Linked DNA regions of Homo sapiens: region 2 is linked to region 1. Evidence: chromatin loops called from intact Hi-C (ENCODE). Cell type or tissue: IMR-90. All regions are shown on one strand.

Evidence for each region. Hi-C counts contacts between places; a loop is a spot of excess contacts. Peaks named below come from ENCODE experiments on the same cell type or tissue, not always from the same donor. Only the 100,000 strongest peaks of a DNase experiment are listed, where the experiment ranks them.
Region 2: a loop joins it to region 1, with 5 times the contacts of the local background. A loop is called at or near these places in 83 of 110 quality-filtered maps.

What each region holds. Positions count from the first base shown.
Region 1 is chr6:146,853,919-146,861,918 of GRCh38, forward strand. It overlaps STXBP5-AS1 (STXBP5 antisense RNA 1), which reads right to left. Exons shown (of 11, transcript NR_034115.1): 8 at 6,700-6,825. Among named protein-coding and RNA genes, the nearest start is that of ADGB, 260 kb to the left of the region's middle. RefSeq lists an enhancer at 3,854-4,013. In IMR-90, a CTCF peak has its summit at 3,714 (motif pointing right); a DNase peak (open chromatin) is centred at 3,813; H3K4me3 peaks cover 220 bases; H3K27ac peaks cover 653 bases.
Region 2 is chr6:147,282,047-147,290,046 of GRCh38, forward strand. The region is part of intron 8 of STXBP5 (syntaxin binding protein 5); the gene reads left to right. Among named protein-coding and RNA genes, the nearest start is that of STXBP5-AS1, 81 kb to the left of the region's middle. In IMR-90, a CTCF peak has its summit at 3,231 (motif pointing left); DNase peaks (open chromatin) are centred at 1,615, 3,225 and 5,925.

The DNA.
Region 1 (8,000 bases):
CAAGGACCACCAAAGATTCACAACCAACATCCGACAGGAGAGCTTTGACCATCTAGTTGGCCAGAGGGCACCAGCACTGGATGACATGTGTACCAGCCTCTAACCCTGCACGCTTTCTCCAGATTCATCTGTCACTCTGGACCTAATTCCAGAGGAATTTTTATAAAGTAACCATCAAGTTAGGAAAGATGTGTAGCCAGGAAGTAGGGAGAAAGCCAACTGTGCCTCCAACCTCCCCGCCAGTCTCTTGGGCCTGGTTAGGCCAATGCTAGGGGAAGGAAGAAGCTTGGCATCATATGAGCATCCAGAATTTGTATTATAACAGTGGAAGAATTATGTAATAATTAGACTGAACCAGGCTAATAATTTATGGCAAATGAAAGGATATGTGTGAGTATCTAAGACCTCATCAAAAGTCCCTAGCATCCCCCAGGGTAGAAAAATAACTGTCTTCCAGAACTTTAGCCTTTATCTGACAAATCCAAAGCAGTAAGTAAACCAGCTGTATTTGAAACGTTAGCTAGGGAGAGATTTGGATCTTTAGAATTAGAAAGCAAACCTTTGTGTAGTGGGCAATAAGATATATTGCTTTGTGCCAGCTTTGGGGGGAAGCTCTGTTATTAATTCTATTTTGAATATGGAGACTCTAATAATGAGGAAAGAAACCATGCTAGTTGTCTGTGAAAATTGATGAGCTGAAATCCTGGAGATAGAATTCCTTGAGAGCCAACCTAGTCCTACCCTGTGACTGATTTTCCTTCTGGGCATGACTTAATCACTTGGCTTCTTTATAGCCATATCCTGGCCCAGATGGTTACCACGTTTCACTGTATGAATCTTATACCAATTTGCAAACTCATTGAATTTGCATTCTATCTGTGTTGGTTAATATTTGAGTGTCAACTTGATTGGATTGAAGGATGCAAAGTATTGTTCCTGGGTGTGTCTGTGAGGGTGTTGCCAAAGGAAATTAACATTTGAGTCAGTGGACTGGGAGAGGCCGACTCACCCTCAATCTGGGTGGACACCATCTAATCAGCTGCCAGCACGGCTAGGATAAAAGCAGACAGAGGAACGCGGAAGGACTTGACTTGCTGAGTCTTCTGGCCTTCATCTTTCTCCCATGCTGGATGCTTCCTACCCTCAAACACTGGACTCCAAGTTCTTCAGCTTTTGGACTCTTAGACTTACACCAGTGGTTTGCCAGGGGCTCTAAGGCCTTTGGCCACATACTGAAGGCTGCACTGCAGGCTTCCCTGCTTTTGAGGTTTTGGGACTCGGACTGGCTTCCTTGCTCCTCAGCTTGCAGATGGCCTACTGTGGGACTTCACCTTGTGATCATGTGAGTCAATACTCCTTAATAAACTCCCATTCATATATACATCTATCTTATTAGTCCTGTCCCTCTGGAGAATCCTGATTAATACACTGTCCTTCATTTTTCTGTTGGTTCCCTTCTTGCTTACACTTATTTTAGAAGCCAGTCTCTTCCCATATACTTGGAGAAATAGAAACTTTTCAGAAAAGGTCTGAGAAAGATATTATTTCTGGTCTCAAAGAGTTCACCTTCTAGTTAGAGTGAGAGACTGGACTTGCCTAGACTTCTCACATATGTATTCTTGTTCCTGAGCCTCTTAGGTGGGTTTGTGTCCTGCTTTCTGCAAGTACATCGCAACTTGGTCTCTGCCTCAGTCACCCCAGGGAACTCTGAGTTCCATATGCTCTGTGTGCACAGCAAGGACCTCTGTGTGCACAGCAAGGGCCTCTGTGGGCCTGACTCCCTGAAACAGGGGCAACACTGCCATCCTCTTCTTAGTCAGCTACATGAGTTCAACTACTTCCCCACTCTCTGCCTCCTCCCTGTCCTTCTGTCTTCCAAAGGGAGAATTTTACCAGACCAGTTCCAACAGTAAACACAGGTCCCTTTGAAGCATTTTCCCATCAATGTTGGATACCTTGGCTCATCCCCTTCAGCCTATCCACTGAGTGGTCCACCTCTAGTTTGGTGACTGCTTTTATTGTATGGCTAACTTTTAGTTAGTAATTAATTCATTAATCACAATTGTTTTCTATATTTGTCATAAAGGATTATTCATCTGTGTTTTTCCCTTCTCAGTCTTCATTCATCCATTCATACAGTCACTCACTCATTCATTCATCAGAATTCATTACTGAGTTCCTCCTTTTGTAAGGTCACACCCTACAAGCTGGGGGAGACAGAGATGAAGTCAGTGGTTCTGTCTCGGCTTATGATTATAGTCACCTGAGAATCTTCAAAAAAGAAAAAAAAAAAGATGCATTGCCCTGGCCCCATCTCCAGAGATTCCAAATGAATGAGTCTGGGGCAGCTCCTGAGCATCAGTGATTTTTAAAAGATTCCTGGGTGATCTGAAAGTGCAGCTAAGACTGAGGACCATGAGGAGATGAGGGCACGAATAACATGGATTAAAATGAAAAGGCAAGGCTATCCTGAACACTTCAGAGGGACTGCTCTCAGGAAAGCCTCCCAGCAGGCCTGCACCCTTGGCCTGCACAGGACTGACAGCCCTTCTATCTCTGCTCAGCCCCATTGACCACAAATTTAGCCACTGCTCAGGCGAGAGATGTGGCACATCTGACTCAAACTGAGCAAAGAGAAGACGGTAGCATGACTAACTTTCTCTCAGCTGAACAATAATGGTACCACCTTTCTCGAGGGAGTGTGCATTTTGAGAAACTGTGCGGCTGCCGCCCACCCAAGCTCAGGAGTCCCAACGCTTGGGCAGAGAAGATTTTGAGGCAGGTCTAAATGTCTCTAAAATTTGTATGGCTATAAAAAAGGAGGAGTTCATGTCCTTTGCAGGGACACGGATGAAGCTGGAAACCATCATTCTCAGCAAAATATCACAAGAACAGAAAACCGAACACCGCATGTTCTCACTCGTAAGTGGGAGTTGAACAATGAGAACACATGGACACAGGGAAGGGAACATCGCACACCGGGGCCTGTTGGGGAGTGGGGGACTGGGGGAGGGATAGCGTTAGGAGAAACACCTAATGTAAATGATGAGTTGATGGGTGCAGCAAACCAACATGGCACATGCATATCTATGTAACAAACCTTCACGTTCTGCACATGTACCCTAACACTTAAAGTACAATAAAAAATAAATAAAATAAAATAAAATCTGTATGGCTAGGTGAGGGTAATAGCTTACACTTCAAGGGAGGCCGATGTAATTCTGGAGATGTGACAGGCGGTTGCTGAGATGTTTAAAGGAGTAAGCAGAAAAGAAGGAAATTGAGGACATCCCGGCCTTCTCCGGGTCTTTCTGCTTCTGTGACAGGATGTAGAGTTAAAATCATGAGAGGACTGCAAGCCCTGCCCCTTCACATTCCTCCAAGCACTGAGAAATCCTATCTGGTCCCCTTCTCTGCTTTGTCAGGCTGAGGCCTGGCCTCTCTGTCCTGCAGGTGCACGGGTGTAAGAAAAGGACTGGAGCCCGTGTGAATAAACTGCTGAGAATCAGCCCTTCCTCCCATGGAAATCATATATTGGCTGGGGCTCCAGGGTATGCTTTGTGCTCCAGCGGTAAGATTTATTTCTTTTCCTTCTCTGTAGAAAATTCCCCTCTCATGGTGGCACAGGGAGAAAATAATGTCCTAAAAGTGGAGACAGACTGGGGCAAGCAGATGGCTGCGAAGGCGCCATTTCTCTGTGTGTCCAGCAGGGGGCGCCGATGACAAGCGCGCGGGCTGCGAGGCCGCACAGACTCTTACGCAACGATGAGGGCGCAGGCTCGCGGGCCAAGGATGCTGACGCAGGCCTGAGTCCGGAAAAGACCCGCACATCTGGGGCCCAAGTGGCCCATTTCCCCAGAGGCGAGCAAGGACTCTCAGGAATCGTCATCCTTCCCATGAAATCCTGGAAACTGCTTAGTTGAGTTTCTGGTTGACTTGCGCTGCGTGCAGCTGGCAGCTGCCGGTGAACCCAGTGACACTGGTTCAGTGCTCATGTTTGTTTTCCAAAAGGGGCTGCCCTGATTTTTGTTTTTTTAAGACTAAATAATAATAGTCATCATAGGCACCCTTTTCTGAACAGCCCCTCTATGCCTTCCCGGTGCTAGGGGTTTGATGCTGATTGTGTATGTTCCCCTGCTGTGTGTGTTTCATCCTCTCATCCTGCAGCAAGGAGCCCCACCAGTGCCTCCCATCAGACCTCCCTGCTGTGTTCAATGCAACTTGCTTTTAAAAGGGAGCCAGGGAGAAAGGGACGGAAGGAGGGAAGAGGAGAGGACACCAATCCCTTCCCAGATTCATTCTACCTGTCAAAGCGAGAGAAAGCTTGTGTTTGGAGAATGAACAGGAAACGATGTTATTTGATTGTCTTAAATCAGTTTCATCTTGCTGTTATTTTACTGTTTAAGGCTTCTGTTTGTTCTGTTTCGTTTTGTTTTCAATTTCCCTCAAATGCGTCAGTGATCTCTAGAATATTTCTGTATTCTAGAGAAGATTTGTGCTTAACAGGGAGAGAAAAGGTACAATGGGATTATTTCTGGTAAATAAGGCTGCTTTTTTAATCCCTTTGCTTTCTTAATTTTGTTAAAAGAAAAATTATGAAGTTATTTTTAAAAGAATTATAAGAATTCAAAACCAGGCTTCCTTCACTGAAGACATGTTAACTTAAAAATCTGGAAAATATAGATCTAGAAGAAAAAGCATAAACTGCACTTACAATCTCTTAGCCAAGCAATAATTGTTATTTAATTTAGTATATCAAGTAAGGATCTTTTTCTAATATTCTATATGCTATACTAGAAAGTGTTATAGTATTATACATAGATTAACAATCTATTGTTTTCTTTACTTAAAATATTTTGATAATTTTAAATATTTGCGCAGTGTTTATCATGTGTCATATAAATGTAACAAAATACATTCAGTTAATTTAATAAGGATGGATATTAAAGCTATTTTCACTATTTTTTTCTGTTTTTCTATTGTAAACATCACTAGGTCAATAACTTTTACATACATTTCTATTTCCTTGGGAAAAATCTCTAAAAGAAAAATTGAAGATCAGTGGATATTTAAAGCTACTCAGCATGTATTTGCAAATGGTCTTCTAGAAGCACCGAGCCAATTTGCGTTTTCACCAATGGTTAGGAGCCAATACCAGTAGAGTTCCTTTTCATGTGCTTTGACAATTTTATAGGTTGCAAATAGTATTTTATTGTTGTTCTAATTTGCATTCTTGTGTGTTTTTCTCTTGAATTTTTCAGACTCCTTTAAGGATCTTTCCAAAGGTCTTCAATTTTGATATAAGCAACAAAGAATAAGAGTGAGTAACAGCTAAAGAAACCAGGGAACTGTAGCGGTAGAGTGTAGCAGTGAAAATATTTAAGACTTGATGAAACAATGTCCCTTGCATAGACCGATGCTTTTATAGGCACTCCGGACCTGCAGTGGACTGTTTCTGTTCTCCCAAAATCCATACGTTGAAATCTAATCTTCAATGTGATGGTATCAGGAGGTAAGGCTGGGAGGTAATCAGGTCACAAGAGTGGAGCCCCCATGAATGGGATTAGTGCCCTTCTAAAAGAGGCCCCCAAGTGCTCCCTTGCCAGCTACTGGCTGAGGACACAGTGAGAAGACAGCTGTCTATGAGCCATGAAGTGAGCCCTCACCTGACATCAATTCTGCCAGCACCTTCATTTTAAACTTTCCAGCCTCCAGATCCGTGAGAAATAACTTTCTGTGTTTATAAGCCACCCAATGTATGTTTTGTTTTGTTTTTACAGCGGCCTGAATAGATTTACAGCCAAGAAAATTAGAGAGGGGATCCAGGTTGGAATTAGTCTTCAATCTGATTACTCAATTATGATGACTAAAAGCCCTACTGAGCACCAGAATTCTGGTGATTTTTTTTTCCCAAGGTAGCCTAACATAAGGCAAAATTGTAGCATGAAGGAAGGGGATGACTTCTGAGAAGGCTTTCTTCACCTTGTACAGAAACCCAGGAAGTGGGTTGTGGACACAGGTTTGCACATGTCACCTTGTGGTGTGCATATGTGCGTGCTCTTGGGAATGTCATCCCTCCTTATTTTACCTGCATGTGAAAGCAGCAGGAACCTGTGCTAGAAAACAGAGACAATTAGAAGATAGCTGTGCTTTGGGGAAGCAAGTCAATTGACTGAAAAACAATTTGCCAAATGTCCAATTTGTGAGATTGTAAGGATGTTTAGAAGATTTTCTTTTCCTCTTCACCCTATACTTTCCCTGTCCCTGTCTGTGAAGTTGGCCCAGACTATTTTGTTACAGAGGCAGGGTCATGTTCAGAAGCAGGCGCAGGAATTAAACTAAAACATAAGCAAAAACCCTCAATGAGTCAGTAAATTGGTCATTCATCAAGTTAATTTTAACAAATTGGCTTTCAACAAATTGGCCTGGAGCCCTACTTTGGCACCTTCTTCTGGAAATGTCTTCTTTTCCTCTTTTAGTCCTTTTCCGTTCAATGTTGTACTTCACCTAGACCTTGAGATTATGCCATTCACAATTATAATCTCAACATTCATCACTTGCCTTGGGAGGTACAGACTTAACTGTTGGCTGGCTAAACGTTTATGTGGAATCTTAGAGGACTTGTAACACTATTTAATGAAACACTCAAAACATTCAAAGTCTAAAGGGGGATGGTGATTTGGAAATAACTTCTCTTACCTATTCCTACCTGCCCTCTGGCTTCATTCATGGTCATAGGGCCTCAGTTTTTGGACAGAGAGCACCACCATTTTTGGCCATGCATTCTCTTTTTCCACAGCCCGTTTATATCCATCTGGTCACCACCTGCCAATGAAAAGTAAATAACAATGACTGCTCCCTCCACTGGCTTCTGTCCCTGGGGTGAATGGCCAGGAGTTTGAGCCACTGCTGGACAAGAGCCGTTGATTGCTTGAAGGCTGGCAAGGACAGCAGAGCCCTCATAGTGAACTGGCCTCTGCAGGAGAGAAAAAGGGATAAGCAGACATGCTGCACTGAGATTAGCTTCCTGCCAATTTCTCCTGAATTTTCCTAAAATAAAAGTGCATTTTCTTCCCAGCCTGATTACATTTCAAAAGCCCTCTTCTACTAGCACAGCCTTGGTAGATGCTGGACTCTAGAGAGGATTAAAGGTGGTGGGAATGGTAAGGATGGTGAATCCGGGATTAAAATTGCCCTGCCACACATTGGGTCAGAGCAAATATTTGTGAAGCTTGAGTTATTTGCAGTGCATCATTATGGTTTCTGTATGGGAAATGCCAAGTTATACTTCGATGTGCAGGGAGATAAAAATATATTTACCAACACAGGGTGTTATGTGTTAAATGGTAAGGTGCCAGAATGCTCATAAACTTGACCAGTACAAGGATGTTGTCAGAGGTGGTGTGGGAAGCAAAATTGTGGATCAGGTGCTGAAATGATTAAAGAAGATGGAAGACTGAGCTGACGACAGTATGCATTAATTAATGGAAAGGTATGGCCTGAAATGTAAAAGAGGAGATGTAGTTGAGTAAGAAGTGCAGCATCCTTTCATCTATCACACTGGAAATCCAGCAAAATCTGAGACCAAGTGACTATTTAAAGTCAACTATATAGAACTCCAGAGCTGGGGATGATTTATCTGCAGGAAGAAACCAGCTTTGCTCTGGGCTAAGAGTGAAAGCATATTAAATATGTAGCCTTTTAAAGAATCATATTTCTGTATCATCTATACATATATATATATACACACACACACACACTATTTCATATATATAATGGATTAAAGCAGATCATAACATAATAAATATCAAATTATTCATGTTCCTCTTTTGAGCCTCATTCTGCAGAAGGAACACTTTCACGCTTTAAAAAAGACAGGATCACCTCTGATCTATGAACCATTTTATTTCAAATACATCTTACTGTTACAATTTGGCCTACTGCTTGGTGGGGAAAGGCCTTTCCACGTTTCACTCACTGCAGAGCAATCCAGCTTTCCT
Region 2 (8,000 bases), 430 kb after region 1:
GCTGTGGTTCAAATAATCAAAATGGAAGTGAAATTACCCGGAAATTATGATGTGCTATTCATATATGGCTCTAGGAAGTGTAGGTGTGGAACTTGTTATTTACTTGGTAGAATGGATTAGTGAACCCCCAAAATATATTCCACAAAGACTAGTTTTTCTTATATTTATGATTCGTTTGGTGGAAAAGGTATGTCATAGTGAAAGAAGTTTTAGAAATACTGAATTAAAGATGAGCATTTTTCTTCACTTTAAGATTCAACAGGTTATTTTTGACTACCAAAAACAAACAAAAGGTGATAGGTCCCTTTAATCTCACTTTTATGAGTCTCAAACATTTCCCTGGCAGTCAGACAACCTGTAATCTAATTGTAAGTGCTATGTGTGAAATACCTTGTGGAGATTCCTTTTCTCTGAGACTTAAGCTTTATTACTTGTAAAATGGCAAGATTGAACAGGATTTTTAAGCTACAAAGTTTAGTGAATATGTGAAAATTAAGCAGGATTTGGTTCCATATAATGACTCTGCGGTTATTTCCTTTCAGTGGGCCATAGATTCTGCATCTCTGTATGGTACATCTAGGAGTAAGCTGTTTCTCTTTTGGCTTGTTTCTCTCCCATGGCAGATAGGGTTTCATTACTTAGGAGGGAATAACTTCGACAGTATTGGCATGGCTCAGATTCTTACCCTGAAGCACTCATCTTGGTTTTGTAATTTCCTGGGCCAGGGCCTCACAGGACCTCCCCTGTAGCGCAGGGTTGAGGGTGATGTGTTGCAGAGTAAGATTTTCTGTGATTGTCAGCTTTACCAGAATCAGATGGTTTCCTAAGGAAATGGAGGTGCTAGACCAGGGGTGCCTTCCTATATTAGAAGGAGGAGAATTATCTAGGACCACGCATAAAATACACTAACACTAATGATAGCTGATGAGCTAAAAAAAAAAAATGTCATAATGTTTTAAGAAAATTTTCTAATTTGTGTTGGGCCACATTCAAAGCTGTCCTGGGCTACATGTGGCCTGCAGGCCATGGGTTGGACAAGCTTGTGCTAGACAGTCAAAACCCATAGATTTTTATTATAGGAAATGATATTTTAAATTTAGTTTCTGAAGCTTATTCATCAATGTAATCAATCTACTTATCAAAAAGTAAACCAAGATTGGGGAACTTTTATTCTGTTGAAGGTCACTGAGGGAAAAATAAAATTCAAATTCACCTAAGTACGTCAGCTTAATATGTTAAGGATGAGACGTGTAAAGAATTCCATTAATCTGCTTTTAAGATTCACCTGAAATCTAAAACATTCAGTAAATAATAAAATTATACCTCAGTTCCTTATGATTCATCACAAACCTTTCCCCAGTTTATGTATTTGAAAAGACTTACCAGACTCCACAGAGCATACTCAAACAAGACCATGATTTAAAGGCGAAGGATATGATACAGGAGGAGAAAGAGAATGCAGGCAGGTATTCTGAAACATCCCTCCCCTATGTGAGCTCCCAGTGAGCACTTACACACGAGGATTGTGCTGAGTCCACCTCGAGTCACCAAGATCTGGCTTCTGAAGAGCTCCAGAGAAACTCTCAGGAAGGCCCTTGTAATGATCAAGCCAGTCTTGCTAATAAATCAACTAGGCCGTTTGCCAACCTGCAGCAAAACTATACACTGGTGGTTACCAGGGAAGTTTTGGGCCTTAAACAACACATCATAAATCCCACTGTCCTTTTCTTGGCCAAAAGTAAAAAAACAGATGTTCAGGGGTCCAAGTCCAGCCGTAAATCAACTTTGTACACTCATTTAGGAGGGAACAACCCTCCTCCCCATTGCAGACTAGTATTATTAGCAATGTGGCTCTTCAGTTTGTCTTTTTATTTTCTAGAACATCACTGTCCAATAGAAAGGTAACGTGAGCTGCGTGTGTGATTCTAAATTTGCTAGTAACCATGTTAAAAACAGTAAAAAGAAACAGGTAAAACTAATTTTAATAACATATTCTTTAATCCCAAATATGCAAACTATTAGTTCATGATGTAATCAACGTATAAAATTGAGATATTTTATTCTTTTTTTGTACTAAATCTTTGAAATCTAGTGTGTATTTAGCACATCTTAACTTGGACTAGATACATTTTACGTGTCCCGCTGTCCGTGCATTTTGAGTGCACGGTAGACTTACGGCTACCCTATTGGATAGCCACGCTAGACTGAGAACATAACTGCAGTGTAACAAGCATAACACTTAAAATATGTTCCTCATCCTAACTGGCAAAATTAAAACTTTAGAAAGCAACTGTTTTTGTCAGTAATCTTTATTCATTTTAAATGAATCTTTATTCATTGAATAAACATTGAGCACCTCCTACCTACCAGAGATTAAATACTGAAAATATACTGTCCTGAAGAGCTCATCATCAAGTGAATAAAAATGATCTATAAACTGATAAATATAATACATTGTGATAAGTGCTGATAAAGGCATGTATAACATGATATGGAAACAAATAAGTGGTGACTGGTTTTGGGTAAAAGGTGTTGGACTATTTCACAAATTCAGGGTATATGAACTTGGTCTTAAAGGATGATACTGGTGGTATAAGGTAGCAAAGAGCAGGGCAAAGTTATCTTAGAAGGCACAAAGGCACAAAGACATAAACAAAAGTGGGGTGTTCTTGGAAAACTGCTAATAGTTTAATATGACCAGAGTTTAAAACGCCTTTGGGCAAGTAGCAGGAAGTGAAAACAGAACCATGTACAGAGGCAAGATTATATATCAAAGTATGATAAAAAGTTTGAACTTCATAATGGAGACCTAGTAATTGAGTTTTTAGTGAGAAGCATTAAGTTTACATCTTAAAAATATCACTTTAATGATAGTACATCAGGTGGGCTGGAGGCAGAAGAGGGTGGCTAATTAGGAAGCTTTGCATTAATAAATAATGGAGATTTTATTAGAGGAAATGGGAAGAAATGGACATGTATGAATGAAATTCTGGAATTAGAATCAATAGGACTTAAACCAATTATTTGAGGCTTGGTGGTTTGAGGGGTGGGGAAATAGGCCATAGTAAGAAGGAGAAATCAGATGTGGCATGGAAGTTTATGTGAGTTATTAAGTGAGGTTTTATAATTAATCAGATCTTTTAACTGACTGGTCAAGGTAGTTCACGGATAGTTAAAAGAACAAGCACGTATTTTTGTTCCTCTGGTGGCATAGCATTTAAGAAGTAAAATGACACCTAGTGGTGAAATCCCCTAAATGTCTTTCCATTTATATGTGCTTAAAATCATGGGTAGTACCTTATTATTTGATTTGATTTAGAAAATGCTTAGCCTAGAATTATAGATGAATAAATAAACCTATCTAGACCATAAGCAGTAATCAGAGACATTATTTAAAACATCTTGGTTGGAAAGATATCAGAATATGCAGACCAAGGATTTGTTGGGTTTTTTTCAAGCAAAATTAATACAGGATGATCACTCTAAACACTGCAACATTTTTCATTTACAGAGAAAATGAAACTACTCTATTAACATCCTCTCAGAGGGACAGAAGTAAAAGTTAACTTCTAAAGGAATAGAAATCAGACTGACTTAGACTTGTAAGTCTGAATGTTAGAACACAATAGAGCAATATCAAGGGACTATTGAGCAAGAAGAAAGTTAAGAATTTTGTACCTAGCCAGGTTTTTTGCAAGATATAGAAGCTCAGGCTTGGAAGCGTTTAGCAAATACCATCTAATGTCCTTTAGAATTTGTTCCAACCTCTGAAAGATTGATGTTGAATATTGAAGTAAGTTAAAGGAGTTATTTCTGAATAATTGTTTCACTTCATAAAACAAAATCATGTTTGAACCTAAATGTAAAATTTGTGTCTATAATTCTAAATTCTGTCAGCCTGACTCTCCCACTAGAACTCTGCATGGTAGAAAGAGGATAAAAGCCAGCTGACCTTCTTCAGAGCAAACATTTAAATTTTTTACTGAAAGGTCATATACATCTCTATATAGATTGGAATAGAGGTTGAAGTTCTTAATTTATTCCTTGTATAACACAAGGGACTACTTTTCAGATTTAAGCCTCCTTTTTTCGATACCTTTTATTTTCCTTGCAATTCTCTCTCCCACCTCAACAATCCTTTCCTTTCTTCTGGCAGTTCTTTCCAGTTCCTTGGTCACTTCTGTCACTTCTTGGTTCCTGTAAATTGGGCTGCTAGAGATTCAAGATTCCCTGTACAACCATTTCTTCATAAGGAGGGGAAAGGGATTATTCTCTAGGATCTTAAATTAAGACAGGATTCAATGTTCCATTACCAGTCAGTGTACAAGTATATATTTATAAAAATTTAATATGGGTGATATTTCATACTAGTGAGGAGAGAATGATGGTTCAATAAATTGAGCTGGCAAGTAAATATTTATGTCAAAACTCATCTGATTGTACACTTTAAGTAGTGTACTTTTGTTTAGCAGTTATAGCTCAGTAGAGCTATTAAACTAGCACTCAGATGATTGATAGCTTATTAATTATTAAGAGGAAAATGTCTTCCCTGTATCAAAATACACATCAGAAAATAATTAATGTAATAAATGAATCTATTCTAAATTATAAGAAAAAGCAGATTTATGTGATTTTGGTGTGGGGAAGAACTTTCCAAGCGTAAAACCAAAGAGGGGAGGGACCAAAAAGACGGATAGTTTTTTTCATACACATGTATCATTATACATAAATGAGATCCTATCATACCAGTTCCTTCTCCCTCAGCCTTTTCCCATGTTAGCAGCCCAATCTCCTTTCTTGTCCCACCAGGTAAGCTATGTCAAAAATCTTACAGATATTCTTCTAAAATATAGGTATTTCTAAAATCATGTGTATTAACACATACACACAAATAAACATGAGATTATTTTTCTGATCATTGTTTTACAAAAATTAGGATTATGTTAGTGTTTTTGCATCTTTAAAATTTTTTAAAATTTTTGTGAGTACATACTAGATATATATATTTATGAGGTACATGAGATATTTTGATACAGGCATACAGTGTGAAATAAGCACATCATAGAGAATGGGGTATTAATCCCCTCAAACATTTATCGTTTGAGTTACAATAGGGTGACTATAGTTCAATAATAACTTAATTGTACATTTTTTTTTTTTTTTTTTTTTTTTTTGAGACGGAGTCTCGCTCTGTCGCCCAGGCTGGAGTGCAGTGGCGGGATCTCGGCTCACTGCAAGCTCCGCCTCCCGGGTTCATGCCATTCTCCTGCCTCAGCCTCCCAAGTAGCTGGGACTACAGGCGCCCGCCACTACGCCCGGCTAATTTTTTGTATTTTTAGTAGAGACGGGGTTTCACCGTTTTAGCCGGGATGGTCTCGATCTCCTGACCTCGTGATCCGCCCGCCTCGGCCTCCCAAAGTGCTGGGATTACAGGCGTGAGCCACCGCGCCCGGCCTGTACATTTTAAAGTAACTTTTAAAGAGTGGAACTGGATTGTTTGTAACTCCTTTTTTGCATCTTAATCACTGTACTTTAGGAAGATTCCTCCAAATGTTCTGGCATTTCTTTTATGTTAATGGCTGTGTCAGAGCCAGTTGTTTGTATCACAACTTATTCAGCTATTTCAAATTAATGGGCATTCCCTTTGTTTTCATTTCTTAAACATTGCAAATTATGCTGCAGCTACCATCTTTGTACATATGCCATAGGAATTGGTCCTTTTGTTTCTATGGAATAAATACTTCAGAGTACAATTTCCACCCCGAAATATTGAAGTTTTATTATTTCTAATAAATGTTCTCAAACCATTTTTCAAAAAAAGCTATATTCTTCAGATTTCTACCAGCCATGTATGAGTATCCCTTTTCCAGTGTCCTTGCCAGTGATAGGTGTTATGAGTCATTTTACTTTTTTTTTTTCTTCCTGTTTGCTCAGGATCTCAAAGTCGGCCAGAAATGAGTGACTGGGGCCTTCTCCTTTCCTCACTCTTTCCTGGGCAGGCAGCCTTTTAGACCGCCATGAATGTGTCTAGTTCTCGGAGCTTTTCTTTTAAATTTCTGCCTGAGTTCCATTTGCCTCAACTGAAACTACAGCCTTAGGCAGCTGTAATACTTCCAACAGATTGCTATTGTTCTGGAATGCCCTGGGGGTAGGGATTTTTGTCTCCCATATTTGAGGTCTGTGTCAAATGAGACAGCCACAGCACTTTGGGAATAGAGTTCCAGGGAGCTGCAGGTTCACACAAAATGTTGATTGTGCTGTAGCAAAAGTGGTTTTAACAGAGCTCCAAGAAAACTTCAGTCCTCTCTGTTGGCTGATACTACTGCATTTTCATGGCTAGCCTACCACTGAGCTGGGTAGCTAGGGGATAGAAATAGACCTTCCTTAAAAATACCACAGTCCCCTGTCCCCGAACCCCTCATGTTACTGAAGTTCAGTAGTATCTATTGGGTAGATGATTTTTCATCTTGTTAGTGGCTTGGTCATTCTCCAGAGTTTTAAAATGTTTAACTTTAGTTGTTTTAATAGTACTTTCATTTTTGTGGGAGAGCAAGTTCATCGAGGTCCTCCTGTTACTGGTGGCATATATCTGAGTTACCAGTAGTATATCTGTATGGGTCTGCAGTAACCTCAATTCTTGCCTCCTCAGAAGAAAGAATTCAACTGAGGAGCATAAAGAAAAAAAGAGACCAAGGCAAGTTTCAGAGCAGGAGTGGAAGTTTATTAAAAAGGCTTTAGAACAGGGAAGAAACACTTGAAAGAGATCCAGGTGGGCAACTTGGAAAACAAGTGCAGTGTTTAACTCTGACCCTAGGACTTCATAGGCTTGCCCCTTTCCCATGATTCTTCCCTTAGGGTGTGCTGCCCCTATGTGTGGTGCCCTCCTTACCCTTGGTAGGTGAACACGTGCAGTGTGTTTAGGAATTCGTACACACGTCCATCTGAGGCTTCCCTCTGTTTTCCAGTGGAGTGCCCCCCGAAGGTCATACTCCACCATTTTGTTACTTACTGCCCATGCCTGGGAAGTTGCGTCTCCCTGGCGCTTGCATTCAGTTAACACTTTAGTGCAGCAGGTGTGGACCATCAGGAAATGGGTTCTCCCTGGCGCCGGCTGCCAATATCACTTTTAGTGAGGCAGTGTGATAATTGTCAAACCATCATCTGACATTTCTAGAGCCCTCTCCTGCCCCACTCATGCCTACCTACCTATGATATTCACTGTATCATCTTGGAAGTTGATCTTTTTGGTAGTTTCCCTAGCCATTCATAGACATTTAGTCTACTGGGTGAACTTTAAGATCGCTTTGTCCAAATTCAAGAAAAGCTGTTGAGATTCTAATTACATTACATTTATAAATTAATTTTGGAAGAACCGATATTTTAGGATTTCATATTTTCTTAAATTGCAACATATTAAGGCTGATAGACTTGATTATTTAGATGTGTATTTCTGTACAATTTTTTTTAATTTGTAGGAATTCGCTAGGGAAAATATTTGCAACATACATGATTGACAGAATGTTAATAAGCCTGGACAGTAAAATTTATTTTCTAATACAAGGAAGATGACGTAGAAGCATTGATAAAGAACAGCAAGCTATTTTTTAAAAGAAGTATACATGACCAGTTAGGGATCCAAACACATCAGATTAAAATAAGTTACTCTTTTTATTTAACAATCAGCAAAAAGAAAAAAAAAAACATTGCTAGGGGAGGATATGGCAAAATACGGTCTTACGCTGCTGATAGAACTATAAATTGGCACAACCTATCTAGAATAAAACTTTACCCAGATATACTATATGCCAAACAATGTTTGTCACCAGGGATACCACAACAGAAAACAAATACACTAAAAATGTTCGCTTTCCTGGCCGGGTGCAGTGGCTCATGCCTGTAATCCCAGCACTTCAGGAGACTGCGGCGGGCAGCTCCCTTGAGCCCAGAGTTTGAGACCAGCCTGGGTAACATGGTAAAACCCCATCTGTCATCTCTACAAA